4 separate regions of the Homo sapiens genome follow, and regions 2, 3 and 4 are each linked to region 1. A link is a contact called in ENCODE Hi-C or POLR2A ChIA-PET data. All regions are on one chromosome and are shown on one strand. The core of a region is the stretch at or near the end of the contact, and the rest is flanking DNA. Distances in the headings are between cores, read along the strand shown. Region 1 has its middle 9.9 kb from the start of IL32. Region 2 holds the start of ZNF263 (zinc finger protein 263). Region 3 holds the start of LINC00921 (long intergenic non-protein coding RNA 921). Region 4 holds the start of ZNF200 (zinc finger protein 200).

Evidence for each region. Hi-C counts contacts between places; a loop is a spot of excess contacts on that map. ChIA-PET counts read pairs that join two places held with the same protein, here RNA polymerase II (POLR2A). Pooled maps may share reads with other maps.
Region 2: a pooled map shows a loop between it and region 1 (5-fold over the local background). The contact joins the promoter of ZNF263 here to the enhancer-like site in region 1. A Hi-C loop is called at or near these places in 6 of 50 pooled maps. POLR2A ChIA-PET finds 5 or more read pairs at or near these places in 7 of 52 experiments (CD4-positive, alpha-beta T cell, CD4-positive, alpha-beta memory T cell, activated B cell and 4 more).
Region 3: a pooled map shows a loop between it and region 1 (5-fold over the local background). The contact joins the promoter of LINC00921 here to the enhancer-like site in region 1. A Hi-C loop is called at or near these places in 7 of 50 pooled maps. POLR2A ChIA-PET finds 5 or more read pairs at or near these places in 3 of 52 experiments (activated B cell, activated T-cell and naive thymus-derived CD8-positive, alpha-beta T cell).
Region 4: a loop to region 1 is called in a pooled map, with 3 times the contacts of the local background. The contact joins the promoter of ZNF200 here to the enhancer-like site in region 1. A Hi-C loop is called at or near these places in 1 of 50 pooled maps. POLR2A ChIA-PET finds 5 or more read pairs at or near these places in 4 of 52 experiments (OCI-LY7, activated CD4-positive, alpha-beta T cell, activated T-cell and 1 more).

The regions. Positions count from the first base shown.
Region 1 is chr16:3,074,237-3,076,926 of GRCh38, reverse strand. It overlaps the pseudogene LOC107984896. Among named protein-coding and RNA genes, the nearest start is that of IL32, 9.9 kb to the right of the region's middle. RefSeq lists enhancers at 199-248, 1,596-1,645, 1,766-1,855, 1,926-2,045 and a silencer at 2,226-2,409. Within about 2 kb of position 1,371, at least 16 of the 41 ENCODE cell types and tissues checked have a DNase peak (open chromatin) inside an H3K27ac peak, as active enhancers do; they include CD4-positive, alpha-beta T cell and OCI-LY7, where a contact is called at or near this core.
Region 2 is chr16:3,282,183-3,284,872 of GRCh38, reverse strand. It overlaps ZNF263 (zinc finger protein 263), which reads right to left and starts at 1,382. Exons shown (of 6, transcript NM_005741.5): 1 at 668-1,382. The coding sequence starts at 1,054. RefSeq lists enhancers at 390-893, 1,604-1,793, 1,904-2,409 and a silencer at 1,074-1,233.
Region 3 is chr16:3,262,422-3,265,111 of GRCh38, reverse strand. LINC00921 (long intergenic non-protein coding RNA 921) reads right to left here and starts at 1,344. Exons shown (of 2, transcript NR_033904.1): 1 at 1-1,344. RefSeq lists enhancers at 364-433, 584-683, 1,124-1,283 and a silencer at 924-1,103.
Region 4 is chr16:3,233,812-3,236,501 of GRCh38, reverse strand. It overlaps ZNF200 (zinc finger protein 200), which reads left to right and starts at 1,344. Exons shown (of 5, transcript NM_198088.3): 1 at 1,344-1,515; 2 at 2,666-2,690. RefSeq lists enhancers at 1,026-1,235, 1,246-1,305.

The DNA.
Region 1 (2,690 bases), core at 122-2,621:
ACTTCGCACCTCTGAATTTCTGTGTGTGTGTCTTTAATTCCTCTAGCGCCCCTGGTTTAAGATCTCCCTGACCGAGCTGGTCTCAGCAAGCAGAGGGTGCCCCTGCACCAGGAAAGGGGGGCACAGGAAGGCCCTGCAAGTGCAGCTGCAGCCAACAGGAACAGCAGGACACCTTCCAGAGGTGACCCCAGCCGCCTCTGCCCAGCACCCCCCTGCCCCAATCCTCCACGATCCCTTTCTCCAGTCACCCACTCAGCATGGCTGTGCTGGACACTGGGCCACAGGGCTGAAGCGACCCAGAGAACACATAGAGGAAGGGGCCACCTTACACACAGATGGGGACCCTCCTCTGGGAAGGGAGCACTTTTTGCACAGAAGTTTGAGGGGAAGGAGCTGGGTGTGGTGGCTCACTCCTGTAATCCTAGCACTTTGGGAGGCTCAGGTAGGAGTTTCACTTGAGCCCAGGAGCTCAAGACCAGCCTGGGCAACATAAGGAGAACCCCCTTCTCTACAAAAAAATTAAAAAATAGCCAGGAATGGTGGTGCACGCCTGTGGTCCCAGCTACTCAGGTTCCAAGCTGAGGCAGGGAGGCAGGAGGCTTGCTTGAGCTGGGGAGGTCGAGGCTGCAGTGACGCATGACCATGTCACTGAACTCCAGCCTGGACAACAGAACAAGGCCCCGTCTCAAAAAAAGAAAGAAAAGAAAAAGAAACTTGAACTTGAGGGGGCAGTGGGGCAGGGGCAGGAGCCTATAAGGTGCGTGCCATTCTCTGCTGGCAGCCCCAGCCCTGGCAGCGTACCCTCCTCCCAGCTCCAGTCTATGGTCAGCAACCCCCGCCCATCTCCCCCATCTGCTGGGGATGTAGGTCCATGTCCTTGACCCAAGACCTTCCCTCATTCCTGCCCCCATCCCTCCTCAAGCCATATCCCTTACATCCCTTGAGTCCTCCATCCCCCCTCCCCCATCTCCCTGTCCACAGCCTCTGCCCCTCCTCTCCCTACCCTGTACCACCCCCACCCCAGGTCTTCCTCCATCTCCTTGGGAACACAGAGCTCCTCTAGCAGGCACTCTCAGAACACAGCCTGCCGGCCCCAGCGCCAGGCCTGGCTCCCAGCCTGTTCCCACCACAGCAGCCTCTTCCCTCCGGATTCAGCTCAGGCGCCAGGACCGGCAGGACCGAGACGCTTCCCATGTCAGCCCTGGCCAAAGCCCAGCTCCTTATCCATCGGTGAGCTGCCTGCCAGCTCCTGCTCCAGCTGCTGAGAGGCCTGAAGAGACCAAGACAGAGACATAGCCCTGCAGCACCACAGGGAGGCCCCAATTACCCCATGCGGATGAGTTTCATGGCCATCTCTAACTAAGGTCAGCACTGCTCAGGGCAGGTTCATAGGTAACGACCTGGTGAACTGAAAAGCAAATTTCTCTCGGTCCCTAAAACCACTAGCTGAGCATCTAAGCATGAAACATGAGTCCTAAGAGGGGTAGCAAACACGTTTTCATTCACTTCTCACCAAACCTGTCCCCTATGTCCATTTTACAGAGGAGGAAACTGAGGCACAGAGACTTCAAGGTAGATGGCCAGGTACCCTGGCTCTGCCAGCCTGCCGTTCAGCAGGGGCTTCAATGGTCTTGCTCAAATCACATGTGCGCTGATGAATGTCCTTGTTGACTGTAGGTTCTCTTGTTGCTCTGAGTCCTTTTTCTGAGAAACTGAAGTTTGGTGTTTTGATCACGGCCATATCATTCATCTCTCACCTTCTATCCTGCCTTGCATGTCTTTAACCACACTGAGCTTCCGGGCCCTGCACCCCTTCCTGCACCCTTGTCACACCATGCATCTGGGGGAAGTTACACAACCACAGCTGTGCAGACCCAGCCTCACGAGATTCTCAGAGGGCAGTCCACAGGGGCCCCAGCACCTCCTATCATCCTTGCCCCAGGCTTTGGCAGGCAGCTCCTGCACACTCCCCTCAGCCCCATGCCAGGCCCACAGCCCCTCAAGCTTTCATCCAGCCCCGGCCCCCAACTTTCTTTTCTGTCTCTTTTTTTTTTTTTTTTTGAGACGGTGTCTTCCTCTGTCACCCAGGCTGGAGTGCAATGGCGTGATCTCAGCTCACTGCAACCTCTGCCTCCCAGGTTCAAGTGATTCTCCTGCCTCAGCCTCCTGAGTATCTGGGATTACAGGCGCCCCACCAACACACCCAGCTAATTTTTGCATTTTTAGTAGGGACGGGATTTCACCATGTTGGCCAGGCTGGTCTCGAACTCCTGACCTCAGGTGACCCCCCCGCCTCAGCCTCCCAAAATGCTGGGATTACAGGTGTGAGCCACCGCGCCCGGCCCTCAGCCCTAACTTTCAAATGACAATTGTGTTTCCTGTTTCATCAGGACAGGACATCGATGTCATCTGTAACTTCCAGTGCACTGGGACACACAGCTGTATCTCCCCATGCTCGCCTCCTGCCCCTCCCGGTGTGAGGACTTAGCCTGGATCACCTCCTCCAGGACAAGAACGACCTACCGGCATCTATCCATCCAATCTCCCCACCCATCCATCACTGCCTCTGTGCATGCATCCTTCCAACCATTCATACACGCCTCTGTGCATGCATCTGTCTGTCTGTCCCTGCCTCTGTGCCTGCATCTGTCCATCCATCCCTGCCTCTGTGCCAGTATCTGTCCATCTAT
Region 2 (2,690 bases), core at 133-2,632, 210 kb before region 1:
GGCCCACTCCCAGAGCACACCTTCCCCACACAGCTCTTAAGATACACCTCACTCCCTTTTGCTCTCCCCACCTTTTCTAGGTGCTTCTATTCCTCACTATAGGATAGGCTAAATTGGGGTAGCCCTGGGGACCAATGACCTCAGGGCCTCGGTGCCAAATTATCTTTCAAAGTTCACAATTAACGGAGGCCCAGCTTTGCAGAGAAGACCAGACCGTGGACCCTAACATAACAACAGGTAACAAGTACTAAGCACTCATAAGCTAGTAGTGTTCACAACTTTACATGCTGCTCTCCCTCTAAGCCCTAGAAAGTATGTTAATATCCTCATTTTACGAATAGGAAAACAGGCCGAAAGAGATCAAGTAACTTGCCAAAGTAACAAAGCTAGTACTAGCAGATTGAGGATTTGAACGCTGGCGATCTAACTCCATGGCTAACACTAACTGTTGCAGGGACACCGCCTCCGCGTGGAAACAGGGCACTCTTCACTGCTTTCGTTCATTTGGGGGAAAATCTGGAGGATGAGTGTTCCAGGTTAAATCACAAGTCCTCTTCCCCACGTAAGGTCTACTCAGGGCAATTTACTTGAATTCGACCGGGGGCGCAATGTCCCAGTGCTCAGGGCTAAACAAACCACAGATAAAACAGCTCTCTCTCTCTCTCACCTGTTGTCTCAGTCTCCCAAGCTCTCTCTGCATATCCTCCACAAGGGTCACCGCTTCTTCGCCGCTCTCCGGATGCAGCTCCTGCACCCTGCTCTGGATCTCCTGGGGCAGGATGGTCAGGAACTGCTCTAACACCAGCAGCTCCAAGATCTGCTCCTTCGTGCGCATCTCAGGCCGAAGCCACCCATGGCAAAGCTCTTGGAGCCGGCTGAGGGCTTCCCGGGGACCAGCTGCCTCTTGGAAGCGGAACCGTCTGAAGCGCAAGTGGGAGGCCTCGGGGCTCGGTCCTGGGTCAGGTGGGGGCAGCTCCTGGCTCCAGGCGCAGTCCTCCTCCAGCTTCACTATCAGGAGCCCTTCCCGTTCCTGGGAGCCCGGGCCCGACGCCATCGTCAGGTCTCCAGAGCGCCTTAGCCCGAAACCAGCCGTGCCCGCCTACGAAGGCGCCCTGAACCCATGTAAGGTTGGACGGCGCCAGCAGGAGCCCGGGGCCGGGGGCTCCCAGTCCAGGCCGAGGAGCCCCGCTCCAGCCCAGGCGCGGCCGGCTCCGGCGCCTAGGCCTCAGTCGGTCCCAGGCGCCGCCACGCCGGCCCCGTGGCCCATCTGCGCCAGGACTTCCCCGAGGCAGGAACCGAGCGCCACGCTTCTCACCCTATATAGAGGACCCACGCAAGACTCAGACCTCTGCTCCCACGCCGGAAATCTCAGCGCGCAAGTTAGGCGTCCACAAGCCCACGGCGCCTGCTCGTGACCAATTTCCGGGTCACGTTTTGCGAACTCCAGCGCCCATTAGGTCAGGTTTCTCCACACACTCACCGCCTACCAATGAGAAGGGAAGATTGGCCTACGGGGACTGGATGAGCGAGGGACCAATTGGAGACGAGAGGCGGGGCCACGGGGCGCGCCCTGAAATTCTGGGAGTGACTGGGGGCAGGGCAGCTGGATCCAAGCGAAGAAAACAAGCCTGAGGTCGTTGTGACTGGCGGGCAACCTGGGTTAGAATTACTCCGGAGCGCTTGGGAAAACGCAGATCCCAGGGCCACGCGCTCTCCAGTGCGTCAGTGTCGGGGTGAGACCCGGAAATCTGAATTGTTAATCAGCTTCCCCGGATGAATCCTTTCCCAAGCCAGGCCCCACCCGCTTCGGCTACTCTGGGCTGGCTGAAGATGGTCCCATTGGCCCCTGCGGCCTCGTCGGCTCCGGAAGCCAGGGGCTCCTCGGCATGTCGGGGAGGCCAGGGAGCTAGCCGCCCGCCCAGTCAGTGGCGCCGCGTGGCCTGCTGCGCGGGGCCTGCTGGGAGATGCAGTCCGCGGCGCGGCCTCGCGACTGCGCGTGCGCCCTGGGCGAGCGCCCAAGAGCCCGGCGGTTCTGAAACCCCGAGTCCCGCGGAGAACCCTGCTGGGCTTTGGGCTCGCTTCTGCGGCTGGACGTCCCAGAGGAGCGCTCGGGTCTGGGTTCGCGGCACCTGCTTCCGATTTTAGACCGAATTTTAAATCTGCCCGAGATGTGCAGCGCCTGCAGTTCATTCTCCAAGTTTCAGTCTCTTACCCAGCCCTGCAAGGGCGGGATCTGCCTCCAGCTCCGCCGTGGACTGTGATAGTTGGGGGCGAGTGGCAGGAGGGCCGCAGGGCCGATTCCCTATTGGGCGCGGTTGTGGGCTTTGTGTCGGTGAGCGGGGCTGCCCAGTTGTGAGGCGGCCCAGGTCCTCCGGGCCATGAGATCCGCAAATGGAAGCGTCCTGGGATAGAATGTGACAATCAGTTACCGTGTATTGAGCGTTTATATGCAGATCGATCCTGAAAACACGTTAGTATGAAGCAGATGCTATTAGCAGCCCCTTCCTACAGGTGGTGGCACTGAAGTCATTTACTTGGGTCACACAGCTAGTCTGTCGTCAAAGGTGAGGCTACCATGATAGTAGAGGGTAATATGGGATTAAAGGGGTTTGTGATGACTAAGTGAAAAGAGTACTGATATTTTAGTTTTTTTCTTTTTTTTTTTTTTCCGAGACGGAGTTTCGCTCTTG
Region 3 (2,690 bases), core at 95-2,594, 190 kb before region 1:
TCAGCAACCGTACTCTAGGGTTCTGAGGGGGCAGAGTTTGAGAATCCTTGCTCTAGCCCGCCTCTGCTGATTATAAGGGAGAAAACGGCAGTGCTGCTGTTAGGCTGATGTATCTGTTCCTTTCACAGCTTTGGTCATAACTGGTAATTACCATTTACTTGTTCTCAGCCTCCTTGGAACAGCGATCTTGCCTGACACGTGCACCCTCGCACGTGGCACAGTAAGTGGGACACATTAGGCACTCGGAAAATATTTGCTGTAAACATGAAAGAAGGGCGACAGGCTAATAAAGTGTGGAAGGGTTTTGGGGTCAGCACAGCCCCGGGACGTCCCATCCCCGTGGGCCGCGGGCCGCCCGGAATACGACGACTCCACTTGCCGGCGCTGCTCCCGGGATACCAGCGACAACAGCGGCTCAGTCCCGGCAAACGGCGCGTGGCCCCTCCGGCGAAAAGCAGCTATAGGCTGTTGCGGCTGCCAATCAGACCAACAGAGCCGCGACTCGGAGACCTCTGGGAGACGTGGGCCCCCGCTAATCCGCCCTCCAATTGGCTCGCGTGCTCCCGGGGCGCTCTGGGAGATGTGTTTCTGGGAGTGTTCCGCGCATGTGCATGCGTGAGGGCGGGGCGTCGGGGTCGGGCTGGAGTGTCTGTCGCGCCTTATGTGGGCCCCTCGGCAGAAGACGCACTTTCGGCAGAAGCCGCACTTTTGGCAGAAGCCGCCCTGGGTCCTTTCCCTCCCGCAGGCAGGCCGGGACCCCGGCGGGAATTGCGTGCAGGTCGGGTCTCGCTTGACCCCAGCGCCTCCCCGCGTCCGGGCACACTGCGGACAGTTCCTTTTTATTCTCTACCGCTACTTCCTCTTTATCTTCTGCCGCTCTTTCCACACGTCTCCTCCCCCAGGCCGCTTCCCTTTGGGGCGCCGGGCCAGGGAGGGGCTGCCGGACCGGAGACCCCGGACTCGCGCCGGTCTCCGCTCGGGCGTGGGGTCCGTGGGGCGTCGGCGGGAGGGGTCCTGGAGGAGACGGCTGTGCCGGGGCGGGACCCCCTGTCCTCTTAACAGACGCGCCCCTGACAGTCGTGCCAGTCGCCGCCCTGGGCTTTGGGGACGTCCGAGGACGCAGCTGGCGGTTCCTCCCGCGGTTCCCGGCACTGTTACTTCCCCGAATTCCCAGAACAACCCATTTGATAGGAAATGGAAACTGAGAAAAATCGAGTAATTTACTCACGTCACACGGCCACCAGATATTTGAATCTCGTATTTCCCACCACTTCGTGGCTTCCAGGCTCATAAACAAGAAGTTGCAAAACAGGGTGAGGCGTGGGAATGACAGCAGCACGGGGCGGGGAGTGGAAGGGCGGAGCACCTTAGAGGGCAGGATTCAGCAAACGGAACCTCAAAGGAAACAGTGTCAGTGCTGCTGCTTAGTTGGTAAGAAAACAAAGGGCCGGGCGCGGTGGCTCACGCCTGTAATCCCACCACTTTGGGAGGCCGAGGCGGTCGGATCGCGAGGTCAGGAGTTCGAGACCAGCCTGACCAATATGGTGAAACCCTGTCTCTACTAAAAAATACAAAAATTAGCCGGGCGTGGTGGCGCGCGCCTGTAGTCCCAGCTACTCAGGAGGCTGAGGCAGGAGAATCGCTTGAACCCCGGAGGCACATGTAGTGAGCTAAGATCGCGCCACTGCACTCCAGCATGGGCGACAGAGTGAGACTGCGTCTCAAAAAACAAACAAACAAAAAAAGGGAGTAGCTGCCTTCCAGACACAGTTTTGTTATTTTTCTGCCCCTTTCACTAGCCTGTCAGCCCTTTGGTGGCCGGGGATTGCGTGTCCAAAGCCTGGCTGCTAGTCAGGTTCCTATAAATATTGGTAGGACAGAGCGTATTAAAGTTTTTATTTTAAGATTTTTAAGCACAAGAAAGTTGAGAGAGTAACATGAATACTCACGTACTCTCCACCTAGATTTAATAATCAGAAAAAATTATGTGTGTAGGCCTTTATTTTTTACAAACCCTCTTGTTTAACGTTACCGCCTTCCAAATGAAGCTCATTGGTGAGTGGTGTGGGGATCTATTCAGAGCCCCATGACTGCAGCCCTTCAGCAGGGTTAAGGCCACCTGCCACACCCCACTTTGGGAAGCTGGCTTCCTCTCCTCTCCCTCCGTTTCCAAGCTGCTCAGGAGGTGCCCTCAGAAAGATCAGTTACAATTAGTGTTATCTGCGTAGGGGACTGGGCAGCAGATCTCATTGATCTGGGCTGGGATCGGCAGGTGGGTTGGTCCAAGTTGAGAGGGAGATCCTGCAGAAGCTCTTAGCTGCTGCAGGATTCAACACTAACTCCTTAAGGTAGCAACAAGGGCCCTTTGTAAAATCTGGCCAGAAACAGGTATCTTAGATGCATCTTCACACCCGCCAGTATCCAGTCTACCCTTATCATGTCAGCCCTGCTTTCAGAATCACCCAGAATCTGACCCTTCTGCCTCCACAGTGGTTCAGGGCCCTGCAGTCGCTTTCCTGCATTGTGACAATAGATTGCTTTCTCCTCTCTGTTTCCACCTTTCTCATCTCTTGTCTCTTATGGAAGCCAGAGTGTTCTCTTTTCTTTTCTTTCTTTTTTTGAAACAGTCTCACTCTTTCACCCAGGCCAGAGTACAGTGGTGCGATCACAGGTCACTGCAACCTCCGCCT
Region 4 (2,690 bases), core at 95-2,594, 160 kb before region 1:
TTTTCTAGAATGTCTTGGTGCCACACAGTTTTCATACTCGTTTCTTTGTAACATATTTTAAGCCATCGTCAGCCATTAGTCAGGTATAATTAACTTTAAGAAGAGGCATTCATTTATATTTTTACTTTTGTCAACTTTCTGGAGGCTGGTATTACATCGAGAAATAAGGCCATCCCTGCCCACAAGTTGTCCGAACCCTGATCAGTGCGTCACTGGGGAACGAACCGAGTGTGGATACAACGCACAAACACAAAACTCTGTTCGGCCTCCGTAGGAAGCTGAAATTGAGAAAGGAAACCGAGACAGTAGGAGAAGGGCAATTAAGATGTCTTTAAAAACAAGACGGCCGGTGCGGACAGCAGTGTAGAAGTTAGCAAGCTGGAGTGGGCAATGTCGGTGCCCCATCTCTAACCTATGGGAGTCACCAGAGCGGGGGCGGAGTCCCATGGCGGCCACACCCTGTCCGCCTCCGCAGTCTTTTTACTGGAGAACCGCAGTAAAAGGCGGAAACCGCGGAGGCGTCTTGATTTTCCGGTCGGAGAGATAGCTTGCTTCCTTTAAGCCTCGGGGTAGGGGGGTGGGGAGGGTAGGGGGGTGGGGAGGGTAGGGGGGTGGGGAGGGTAGGGGGGTGGGGGGGTGGGGAGGGTAGGGGGTGGGGGGGTGGGGAGAGTAGGGGGGTGGGGAGAGTAGGGGGGTGGGGAGAGTAGGGGGTGGGGGGGTGGGGAGAGTAGGGGGGTGGGGAGAGTAGGGGGTGGGGAGAGTAGGGGGGTGGGGAGAGTAGGGGGGTGGGGAGAGTAGGGGGGTGGGGGTTGGGGGGTGGCGCCGTGGGGGGTGGCGGGGTGGGGGGTGGGGGGTGGGGAGAGTAGGGGGGTGGGGGGTGGGGAGAGTAGGGCGGTGGGGGAGTGGCGGGGTAGGGGGGTGGCGGGGTGGGGGGTGGGGGGAGCGCGGGCGCTGGGTGGGCGGGGGGTGGGGCGGTGGGGGGGCCTGCCCCGCCCCAACCGCCGCGCCTGACGGTCGTCCATTGGTTGTTTGCATTCGAACTACATTTCCCAGCAGGCCCTGGGGTTAGACTGGCCGCAGCTGGAGAGGTGCCAGCCCGTCGTGGATGACTAGAGCCAACCACCTGCCTTCCGTCTTCCAGGCAGAACCACAGAGAGGCTACAGCCGTCCTGGCCTCCCTCCGGCCCTGAGAGCTCCTCTGGCCTGTCTCAAGTCTTAACGTCTCAAGCGCAGACTGCCGGCTCCGAACGGGGAGACCAGGCTTCTGCACCGGAAACAAGGCACCGGTTGTGACGTCACAGCCGCAGAGCGCCCGACTTCCCAGAAGGCACCGAGTCCCTGCCGTTCTCCTCAACTGGCGGCGGCGCGAACGAATAGTCGCCGGCGACCTGTGAGGGCACTCGGAAGGGCGAGGGGAGGGCTCGACCGCTCGCGCCTAGTTTTTCTATCTCTCCCGGAGCCTGAGTCTCTGAGCCGTCCCCAGCAAACGCTCAGGGGCTGCAGAGGCCCCGAGAGGTGAGGGGCTCCGTGAGGGCGGGAACCAGGCTGAGGCCGCCTCTGGGGAGCGGAGCGTGTCCGTTGCTGAGGGAGCAAGGCCGGGTAGGGAGCCTGGTGAGCGCCTCAGGCAGGGGCGCACGCTGAGCTTTACGGTAAAGGTGTTCCTTGACCAGCGGAAGAGGCCCCAGAGTGAGCCTGGCCCGGCGGTCCTTAGTGGGATGTCGCCTGCCGCTCTCAGCAGAGCTTTGACGGCGGAGAGGAGTCGGCAGGCGGTGTGTGGACACCTCCTCGGCCTTGCATCTGCTCCCCGGGAGAGTCACCAACCGCCTCCCCGCCCAAAGGGCACCGGAGGGAGCTTCGGTTCGAGGGGTACAGTATGGCCAGATTCAGTGACCAACCTGCTTTTAGGCAGATGTCCTCGGTATTGACCCCAGATTTCCTGTCTTCTAGCCCATTGCTCTTTCTCCAAGCCTGATTTAACCTATTCCTGGTGGGTTTTACACACCGTCTTTCTTTCTGTCTTTTCTTTCTTTTTCCTTTTATTTTCTTTCTCTTCCCTGATTCCCTTCCTCCTTCTTTCCTTTCTCTTTTCCTTTCTTTTTTTAGAGTCAGGGTCTTGCTTTGTCGCTCAGACTGCAGTGCAGTGGCGCGATCACAGTTCACTGCAGCCTCGACCTCCTGGGCACAAGCAATCCTCCCAGCTCCCCAGTAGCTGGGACCACAGGCTTGTGTCGCCACGCCCAGCTAATTTTTTTTTTTTTTATGGAGTCGGTGTCTTGCTGTGTTGCCCAGGCTGGTCTTGAACTCCTGGACTCAAGCGATCCACCCGCCAGGGCCTTCCAAAGTGCTGGGATTACAGGTGTGAGCCACCGGTACCTGGCCACACTTTGTATTTCTCAGGAGGCTGGACCTTGGCCTTCTCCGCTCCACCCTTACTCCCTTCCCTTTGGACTTGAGGTTTGCACAGTCTCTGTTTTTCATTCTCAGGATCTTCCTTTCACATCTTCCTAAGCATATCTTGTTCAAATACTGCGTTTCAGTTATGATTTCCCTATCCCAGCTGTCGTTTTCTTTAGATCTCATGTAGCCTCACCAGCCATGCCACATATTGGAGTGCAGTAATGCCGTGCCTGGTCTTTTGGGTAATCCCTGGTTTCTCTGTCTACAGCTTGGCTCTCTGGCAGATTTCCTCT